Linked DNA regions of Homo sapiens: region 2 is linked to region 1. A link is an interaction called in ENCODE POLR2A ChIA-PET data of the cell type or tissue named here. Cell type or tissue: CD4-positive, alpha-beta T cell. All regions are shown on one strand. Links, peaks and the distances in the headings refer to the core of each region. The heading gives the core; the rest is flanking DNA.

Evidence for each region. ChIA-PET counts read pairs that join two places held together with the same protein. Peaks named below come from ENCODE experiments on the same cell type or tissue, not always from the same donor. Only the 100,000 strongest peaks of a DNase experiment are listed, where the experiment ranks them.
Region 2: POLR2A ChIA-PET joins it to region 1 with 8 read pairs; 9 of 35 experiments call an interaction of 5 or more read pairs at or near these places.

What each region holds. Positions count from the first base shown.
Region 1 is chr12:108,819,274-108,824,647 of GRCh38, forward strand. It overlaps SSH1 (slingshot protein phosphatase 1), which reads right to left. Exons shown (of 15, transcript NM_018984.4): 3 at 3,985-4,088. Among named protein-coding and RNA genes, the nearest start is that of MIR619, 15 kb to the right of the region's middle. RefSeq lists an enhancer at 2,714-2,763. In CD4-positive, alpha-beta T cell, for the core only: no CTCF peak of the experiment used is centred there; a DNase peak (open chromatin) is centred at 2,878.
Region 2 is chr12:108,743,960-108,749,333 of GRCh38, forward strand. It overlaps LOC105369969 (a long non-coding RNA gene), which reads left to right. Exons shown (of 3, transcript XR_945328.4): 2 at 3,485-3,716. Among named protein-coding and RNA genes, the nearest start is that of CORO1C, 15 kb to the left of the region's middle. In CD4-positive, alpha-beta T cell, for the core only: no CTCF peak of the experiment used is centred there; no DNase peak of the experiment used is centred there.

The DNA.
Region 1 (5,374 bases), core at 178-5,177:
TTCTGAACTTCTCTGAGCTGCCCCAGGGTTCAGGAGGTGTTCCTGGAGTGCAGTGAGGAAAGTCTCTTACTGGCCATGAGTCTCGCGCGAAGCAGAGACCCTGTCAGAAGAAGCGCACACTTTCACGGAGGGGAAAGTTGTAAGGGAGGTGCATAATTAGTAAGTAGCAGGTGTGACTCCAAGGTTGCTTTTTTTCTCTAGCTTACACATTTTTCTTTATATCTGCAAGGATTTCTTTCTGAAGAAAGGGTCATCTGTAGAGATGCTAATATCAGCCTGGTGTGGTGGCTCACACCTGTAATCCCAGTGCTTTGGGAGGCCGAGGCAGGAGACTCACTTGAGGCCAGGCATTCAAGACCAGTCTGGGCAACATGGCAAGACCCCATCTCTACAGAAAAGTAAAAAATTAGCTGGGCTTTCTGGTTCACATCTGTAGTCCCAGCTACTTGGGAGGCCAAGGCAGGAGGATCGCTGGAGCCCAGGAGTTTGAGATCACCCTGGGCAACACGATAAGACCCTGTCTCTACAAAGGAAAAAAAATTACTCTATACATCACAATTACAACCCCAAAAGGATCAATAATGCTTACACACTCAAATGCTCCAAAAGGAAACATTGTGTTTGTTCCTTTTGCAAAAGCATCTTTTTCATTTTAAGGGAGAAGGACAGATGATGTCCAAATTGCACTTCCTGTCTCAGAGAGGAATTGGGTCATTAGAAATTTGTGCCTCTAGCCAGGAGGGTAGATCTCATGTTAAGCGTTCTTTCTTTTTCTTTTTTTTTCAATAGAGACAGGGTTTTGCCATGTTGCCCAGGCTGGTCTCGAACTCCTGGACTCAAATGATCCTCTCACCTCAGCCTCCCAAAGTGCTGGGATTATAGGCATGAGCCACCAAACCCAGGCCAATTAAGCATTCTTTCCACAATAAGTAAAATTTAAAAAAGAAAAGAACCATGCCCCTCTTATCTGTCCTCTCCAGTTATACAATTCCACAGTGTATAACACCCTGTGTTGACCCTGCTTCCTATGATGAGCGATTTGGAGATAAGGGTTCACATTAAAGAAAGCCATAGACCTCCCCAGCCCCTTCCTCCACCCGTCATGTCACCAATGCAACACAACGACAACGACCATGAGCTGGTTCTTCACCTGCCTGGGCCCTCCCACCATCTACCCGAGTCACAGAACTGCATTGGGGAAAGCAAAAACAAACCCCTGTCTGATAAATGCCTAAATGAAAGGGACATTTTCCACACAGATAAACTTCTTTCAGTGGGATTGTTTGCTGAGATATGGAACTGCTGACAGACAGAAATCCAAACCCCAGTCTGACATCCACACACAAAAAAATCAGAGAATATAAGCCCTAGAAAGGGTCTCAAATTGACTGGACTGGCTGAAACAAACTGAACTACTTTTCCAAGGACAGAATTAACCCTCAATTGTACTCAGCTCTGCACAGTGGTTACTGGGGGGCCTCTGGTACATTCAGGAGACTTGATGGTAATTCTAGGGAAAAAAAGGAACTAACGTAAGTCTAGTCTGCGTCTGTCCCAAGGTCATTTACAGACCAACTGTGGACAGCTGGCGGCCCCTCTGCCTTCCGACCTCATCGTCCACTCCAGACCTCAGGGCACAAGAGTCAGCCAGCTGGTGGCTTGCATCCTACCCTTCTAGTCTTTGGATTAGAGGAAGGAGGTATCTGACACTTAGTGAGCAGAGCTTGAGCATTTGCTTTGTCATATGTGTTACAATTAAAACATGAACAACAGCTACATTTCTAAGAGGGCAGAATAATTAGCAAATTCAAGAACGAAGAATCTGGCTGAGTATGGCACCTCAAACCTATAATCCCAATGCTTTGAGAGGCTGAGGTGGGGAGATGGCTTGAGGCCAGGAGTTGGAGACCAGCCTGAGCAACATAGTGAGTGAGACCTCATCTACACACACACACACACACACACACACAACTAGCTGGGTGTGGTGACACGCATCTATGGTCCCAGCTACTCAGGAAGCTAAGGCTGGACAATCACTTGAGCCCAGGAGGTCGAGGCTGCAGTGAGCTATGATCAGGCCACTGCACGCCAGCCTGGGCAAGAGAATGAGATCCGTCTCTAAAAAAACTTTTCATATAATTAAAAAAAAAAAAAGAATGAAGGGTCTGTTTATAGCTGTATTGTACTAGAAGTCATCGTAATAACAATGATAGTTACCCATATATATATACAGCACCTACTACAGGTAGGTATGTTACACGCATAACTCTAAATTTCCATATTGTCTGAGGCACCAGTATTTGATGCCCATTGTAAAGACTAGGAAACTGAGGCTTAGAAGTCGACCTGTTACGGCTTAGTAAGTTGGAGAACTAGGATCAGAAGACAGGTCTGCCTGGCTTCAAAACAAATACTATTTCCACAAACCACACTGCCTCCTTGTACAGGACAGTTATTTTCTTTGCTTAAAACAGACCTAAATATCATCAACATCAGTATGTGAAAATACTGACTGAGCCTTGGTGTTTGCTATAAATTGCATGGTGTAGAATTCTAACCTGAGCACTCAGATCTAAAATGAAGCTGAATGACTTGAGGTTAAACAAACAAAATGTTCACAAGAAAACTGGCCACAATAGCTGGTTGGTTTCACCTGCTGCTGTTCTGAAAGGTAAAGGCCTTCTCAGCTCACAGACATTCAATTATGCACTGCCTCTCCAAGAAATGCCCTGAGATGCTGTCCACCTACGACAAAGATCCACTTACATGCAAGCACTTTTTCCTCTTTCTTTCTTTTTGAGATAGGGTCCTTTTCTTTTGTCACCCAGGCTGGAGTGCAGTGGCGCAATCGTGGCTCACTGAGCAACACAGTGAGCAACATAGTGAGACCTCATTTACATACACACCCACAAAAAACTAGCTGGCTGTGGTGACACATCAGCCTCGACCTCCTGGGCTCAAGCAATCCTCCCACCTCAGCCCCCAACCTTGCTGGGATTACAGGCATGCGCCACCACGCCCAGCTAATTTTTGTATTTTTTGCAGAGATAGGGTTTCACTGTGTTGTTCGGGTTAGTCTGGAACTCCTGGGTTCAAGCGAGATCTGCCCACCTTGGCCTCCCAAATCCTGGAATTACAGGCAAGAGCCACCGTGCCTGGCCATAAGTGTGTTTTGTTGTTATTGTTTTTAAGAAACAGAGTCTCTCTCTGTCACCCAGGCTGGAGTGCAGTGGCGTGATCCTAGCTTGCTGCAGCCTCAAACTCCTGGGCTCAAGCGATCCTCCCAACTCAGCCTCCCAAAGCACTGGGATTACAGGTGTGAGATACCATGCAGGGCCACGCAAGCATTTCTTGAATTCCTCTTTCTAACTGCCTTCAGCTCTGAGTCAAGTCTCCTAAGAAAACCAGTCTTACTACTTAGTAGGCACTTCTTATTTAAACTCAGTTTGATCCTCACCCTATTACTTCTGTCTACTTCCTAAAAACAAACTATTACAGAATCAAGACTTCCTACTACAGTGTCTATCTCAGAGTTGGAGCCAAAGGCCCTTCAAGAAATTCTCCAAATGAGTGTTTTTCAAATGCTTGGAGAAATCCATCCCAAGATTAGGTATACAGCACTCCAGATGGTTATTTTCAAGTGGACGACATCTGGCTATAATTCATTTTGGTGCATTTGTTAAAAAGTCAGGCTGTAACTTACAGCCTGCAATTAACTGATAAACTACAGAGAGGAAATCTTTGCATCCCAGCAGGATGCTGCTGACCTTACTCCTGACGCAGACAGACATGACATAAAAGGTTGGAAAATGTGCGTGGTCTGCTCAAGAGAGAGCATCTGAGCCTCTGCCTGCACTGGTCACTGCAAACCTGCGTCCACTATGTCTAAGGCCTTCAAACTCAGCAACATCACCAACAATGGAAGTTTCCTCTGCTGTCCAGAAAAGAAGCTCCAATGTAAGAGTATCAACTTAGAGCCCTCACCTGCATGCTTGTGGGGGTGCTGAAGACTCCGCTGGCCTTGAGGGCTGCTTCCCTGTTGTAAGAAGAGGGCTGCGCCTTTCACCATGAAAAAGCTCTCACTTAAGCTGGGAAGGATAAGACCAGAGCACAGTTAGACCGGAATTCAGACAGGAAAATGGACAAAGAATTACTGCAGGGGAAAAAGCTTTAGCGTGGACAAATGGCATGTAAAATGCAAATAGGATGAAACTGCTTTTATAATAATTCCACGTAGTACTTTTCTCAAACCTTGCTTTTGCTAAAAGCTTGCTGCTGGAGAATTTTCGTGACAAAATAATGCTTCTGTGACAACACCCAAAGTTCTACATAGGCTCTCCAGGGCCCCTTTCTGCAGAATACTGGACAGGGATCTCACTGTCATATAACATTTTCTTCTTTCTTTTTTTTTTGAGACGCAGTTTCACTCTGTCATCCAGGCTGGAGTACAGTGGTGTGATCTCAACTCACTGCAACCTCTGCCTCCTGGGTTCAAGCGATTCTCATGTCTCAGCCTCCCCAGAAGCTGAGATTACAGGCATGTGCCACCATGGCCAGCTAATTATTGTATTATTAGTAGAGACATGGTTTTACCATGTTGGCCAGGCTGGTCTCAAACTCCTGACCTCCAGCAATCTGCCTGCTTAGGCCTCCTGGAGTGCTGTGATTACAGGCGTGACCACGCCCAGCCATAACATTTTCTAAGAAAAGAGAACAACTCCCTGATTAGGAGAGGGCAGTCTACTTTGTGAATTCTCATGCTCTTGCTGTTGATCTCTGCTTCTAACTCTCTGGCTTTTAACAACTCCATTGTTTCTTGGTGACTTCCCTTGATGGAATACAAGATGAAATTACACTTTCACTAGTTGTTTGCATTTTAAGAAAAGTGGGGAGGGGCCGGGTGGCTCAAGCCTGTAATCCCAGCATTTTGGGAGGCCAAGGCAGTGGATCACTTGAGGTCAGGAGTTCGAGACCAGTCTGGCCAACATGGTGAAACCCTGTCTCTACTAAAAATGCAAAAATTAGCCAGGCGTGGTGGCACATGCCTGTAATCCCAGCTACTCAGAAGGCTGAGGCACAAGAATCGCTTACTTGAGCCCCAGGGACGGAGGTTGGAGTGAGCCAAGATCGCACCACGCACCACTGCACTCCAGCCTGGGCGACAGAGCAAGACTGTGTCTCAAAAAAAAAAAAAGAAAGAAAGAAAGAAAGAAAAAAGTGGGTGGATACTGACTTGTGATTTAACTTAGTCAAGGTTGTCCTGTCCACTATTCTTGAGGAAAACCTCAAGTTGGCCCAATGAATTTCTCAGCAGAATGAATCTTTGGCCTTTGTTATTTTAGCTAGCAATAACATTTATAACTACCTATAACTT
Region 2 (5,374 bases), core at 264-5,263, 75 kb before region 1:
GGCTCACGCCTGTAATCCTAGCATTTTGGGAGGCCAAGGCGGGTGGATCACAAAGTCAGGAGTTGGAGACCAGCTTGGCCAATATGGTGAAACCCCATCTCTACTAAAAACATAAAAATTAGCCGGGTGTGGTGGTGTGTGCCTGTAATCTCAGCTACTTGGGAGGCTGAGGCAGGAGAATCACTTGAACCTGAGAGGCAGAGGTTGCGGTGAGCCAAGATTGCACCACTGCACTCCAGCCTGCATGACAGAGCAAGACTGCCAAAAAAAAAAAAAAAAAAAAAAAAAAAGGAAAGAGGAAGTTCTCTAAACAGAAAGGAAATGATAGAAGAAGGAACCTTGGAACATTAGGAGGGAAGAAAGAACGTGGTCATCTGAAGTGTAAGTAAATACAGACTTTTCTTCTCTTCCTGAGTTTTCTAAATTATGACCAATGGTTAGAGTAAAAATTATAACACTAATCTGGTTCTAAATGTATGTAGAGGAAATATTTAAGACAATTATAATACAAACAGAAGAGTATAAGAAAACATAAGGGAGATAAGACTCTATACTTGAACTGGTAAAATGACAACACCAGTAGACTATGAAGATAGATAGATGATTGACAGATAAATAGATAGAGAGAGAGAGAGAGAATAAACATCAGATCTGATTCTGATGACTTTCTATTTTCTTACATTTGTTTCAGTCACGTTTGCAATTGGTTGCTAAGCATTTCTATGATGACTGCTTTAAAAACATTGTCAGCTAATTCTAACATCTCTATCATCTTTGCATTGGCACATATTGATTGTCTTGTTTCATTCGGTTTCAGATCTTCCTGGTTCTTTGTGTGAGTTATTTTCAATCAAAACCTGGACATTTTAGGTATTATGTTATGAAACTCTGGATCTCATTTAAACTTTTTTTTTTTTTTTTTGAGATGCAGTCTTGCTCTGTCACTCAGGCTGGAGTGCAGTGGCATGATCATAGCTCACTGTAATCTTGAACTCCTGGGCCCAAGGGATCCTCCTACAAGCCTCCTGAGTAGCTAGGACTACAGGTACCACCATACCTGGCTTTTAAAAAACTTTTTTTTTTTTTTGAGATGGAGTCTTGCTCTGTCACCCAAGCTGGAGTGCAGTGGTGTGATCTCAGCTCACTGCAACCTCCACCTCCCGGGTTCCAGTGATTCTCCTGCCTCAGCCTCCCGAGTAGCCTGGATTACAGGCACGCATCACCATGCCCAGCTTATTTTTGTATTTTTAGTAGAGATGGGGTTTCCCCATGTTGGCCAGGCTGGTCTCGAACTACTGACCTCAGGTGATCCACCCGCCTCGTCCTCCCAAAGTGCTGGGATTACAGGTGTGAGCCACTGTGCCTGGCCTAAAAAAATTTTTTTTATAGGGACAGTGTCTTGCTATGTTGCCCAGGCCGGTCTCGAACTCCTGGCCTCAAACAATCTTCCCATCTTGGCCTCCCATACATCTTCCATTCATTTTATATGGTGCTACTTGACACCACTACAGCAGAGTGGGGGTGGGAGTTCCTCCTCATTAATGCCAGGAGGGGTGGAAGTTCTCCAGTCAGCCTCTGATGAAAGCTGATGGGCAGGGTGGGAGACTTCTCTTATTTCTGGGTGGAAGTGGGACTTGTGGTTCCCCACCTGCTCTGCTGATACCTTCCTGGCTGGGAGAGGTAGAAGTGCCTCACTGGTGTTCCCCATGTGTCTTCCTTTGACATCATGGGAAAGTGTTCCCAGGCAGTGGCGACAGTCCCAACGCTCCTTGCTGCCTCCCCTGACAGCACCCGATGGGGGAGAAGGAGGAGCACATCGTTACTGTCAGATGGGAGTAGAAATGCACACTCCTCATGTGATGGCCACTTGAACCACAGGGAGAGGCCTCATGACCACCTGATGGGAATGGAAGTCCCTACTCTCTATTCCGCCTTCTCTGATGCCACCTCATGGCATTGTGGGAACATCCATGAGGAAATGCAGGTTGCACACTTGGCTCAGGGCCCACCATATGCTGGGGGCTGAGTCCATGCATGGTAGCCATGATGGTTTGAGCTAATGCCAGAAGCCCTGGTGTGATGACCAGTCCTGCCATTTCCTGGCTTTGTGATCTTGGTCAAGTTATGCCACCTCTTTGGGCCTCTGTTTCCTCATCTCTTCAGTGGAGAGAAATGATGCTCATCTGAGATTATGTCTGCGAGAGCACCTGCTACTGATCCTTAATACAGATAAATACCACAGTTGAGCTGGTACTTATTAAGCATTTACCGCCCACCAGGCCAGTGATACCAACTTCCCAGGCATTAACTCAGTGAAATGGCTTTTTTAATCCCCATTTTACAGAGGAAGAAACTGAGGCTCAGAGAGGTAAAGCCTCTTGCTCATGGCCACACTGCTGGCCCCACTGCACTGAGTCTACTTCTTGATAGAGTGTGCCACCTTCTCCGTGTCTAAGAATAAGAGGAACCATTAAAAGTTTAAGATCTGATTCACCAGAGAAAACCTCTGGCTCAGGGATCTGCACAGCTCCTACTCTGATTAAATATAAAAAAATCGGCCAGGCAGCCAGGTGCAGTGTCTCACATCTGTAATCCCAGCACTTTGGGAGGCCTAGGCAGGTAGATCACGAGGTCAAGAGGTCAAGACCATCCTGGCCAACATGGTGAAACCCTGTCTCTACTAAAAATACAAAAAAAAAAAAATTAGTTGGGCATGGTGGCACGTACCTGAAATCCCAACTACTCGGGAGGCTGAGGCAGGAGAATCGCTTGAACCTGGGAGGTGGAGGTTGCAGTGAGCTGAGATTGCGCCACTGCACTCCAGCCTAGAGACAGATCAAAAAAAAAAAAAAAAAAAATCGGCCAGTTGCGGTGGCTCACGCCTGTAATCCTAGCACTTTGGGAGGATCAGTTGAGCCCAGGAGTTTGAGACCAGCCTGGGCAACATAGTGAGACCCCATCTCTATGAAAAAAATACATAAAATAGAAACATGAGATGTTAATACAGAGGTAACTGGGTGTGGGGTTATATGGAAACTCTGTACTATTTTGCAACTTTTCTGTAAATCAAAGTCTATCCTAAAATAAAAGTTTCCTTAAAAATACAGTGCCTGACAGCTACTCAGGAGGCTGAGGCAAGAGAATTGCTTAAACCCAGGAGGCGGAGGTTGCAGTGAGCCAAGATCACGCTATTGCACTCCAGCCTGGGTGACAAGAGCGAAACTTCGTCTCAAAAAAAGAAAAAGAAAAAGAAAAGAAAAAAAAGACAACTACAGCGTCTGGGCTGGGTACAGTGGCTCATGCCTGTAATCCCAGCACTTTGGGAGGCTGAGGTGGGAGGATCACTTGAGCCCTTTGCAATATATCTTTGCAGCTCTTTTCATCAAGAGACAAAATCTGTTTCCCAGTGCTTGAATCTGGACTGGTCTTCTAAATTGCTTTGGCCAATAGGATGCAACAGAAATAACTATCCTGGCATTTCTAGGCTTAGGCCTCAAGAGATCTTGAACATTTTCACTTGCTCTCCTGGAACCCTGATGCTGCCACGTGAACAAGCCCAGGCAACCTTACTGGAAGAAGAGAAGCATCAACTCCAACACATGAGTGAGGTTATCCTAGACCAGCCAAACCCCATCAACCACAAACATGAGTAAGCCCTGCAGAGACCCACCGAGCCCAATCCGGATCAACCAAACCTCCCAGCCTGCTTTAAACTTGTGAGTAAATAATAAATACATATTATTTCAAGTCACTGAATTTGGGGGAGGTTTGTTACACAGTGAGAGCTACCTGATACAAACCCAAAAGACATCAGAAAAGGTGTTCTACTTCGACCCAATAATTTCACTCCAGAAATGTATCCTAAAGTAATTCTCATGATCACATACACAGATAGAGTCAATTCTCATTATTCATGGTACTTATTCTACAAAGTCACCAAGAACACTGAATTAGCAAATACTAAACCATTGCTCCTAGGGGAAATACATGGTTAGGTGCCTGCAAGCTTTTGGTCACGACATTTTAGTCAACCAATCAATATACAAGCTTTTTTTATGTGTGTTTCTGTTTAAAGACACCCCCCTTATTATTATTATTATTTTTGACAGGGTCTCACTCTGTTGTCCAGGCTGGAGTGCAGTGGAGCAATCACGGATCACTGCAGCCTCAACCTCTCCCAGTTCAGGTGATCCTCCCACCTCAACCTCCTGAGTAGCTTGGACTATAGGCATGTACCACCATGCCCAGCTAGTTCTTCTGTTTTGGGTAGAGACGGGGTTTTGCCACATTGCCCAGGCTGGTCTTAAACTCCTGGGCTCAAGTGATCCTCTCACCTCGACCTCCCAAAGTCCTAGGATTACAGGCATGAGCCATCACACCTGGCCAAAGCCACCATATAAAGTATTGTTGATTAATATATATTGTTGGGCCAGGAGCGATGGCTCATGCCTGTAATCCCAGCACTTTGGGAGGCTGAGACAGGCGCATCACCTGAGGTTGGGAGTTCGAGATCAGCCTGATCAACATGGAGAAACCCCATCTCTACTAAAAATACAAAATTAGCCGGGTATGGTGATGCATGCCTGTAATCCCAGCTAATTGGGAGGCTGAGACAGGAGAATTGCTTGAACCTGGGAGGCGGAGGTTGCGGTGAGCTGAGATCACACGATTGCCCTCCAGCCTGGACAACAAGAGCGAAACTCCATCTCAAAAAAAAAAAAAATCTCTATATATATATATGTTCAATTCATTCACATCAAACTCACAGCCAATACCATAATACCTCATGTTTGAATGAAGTGTATCTAACACATGTATTTTCCCCATAAGGCACATCACAACCTTCTTGTGCTTAGGGATACTAGATAGACAGTACTTTAGCACTACACTTGGGGATCATTTTAAACACAAAAGTCATACCAAAAAAGCACACAAACATTAAATATGTGGCAGTAAACATACAGTGAAAATGTACACTATGGTCTGAAAGTTTGTGTCCCACCCAAATTCATACACTGAAATCCTTAGCCAGGCATGGTGGCTCATGCCTGCAATCCCAGCACTTTGGGAGATCAGGGCAGAAGGATGGCCTGAACCCAGGAGTTCCAGACCAGCCCTGGCAACATAGTGAGACCTCGTCTCTACAAAAAATACAAATATTAGCTAGGCATGATGGTGCGCAGCTGTAGCCCCAGCTACTTGGGAGGCTGAGGTGGGAGGATTGCTTGAGCCTGGGAGGTTGAGGCTGCAGTGAGTCGTGATCGTGCCACCATACTCCAGCCTGGGTGACAGATCAAGACCTTGTCTCAAAAAAAAAAACAAAAAAACAAAAAAAAACACCACAAACTTTGGGCTTATGCAAATATGGAGGTTG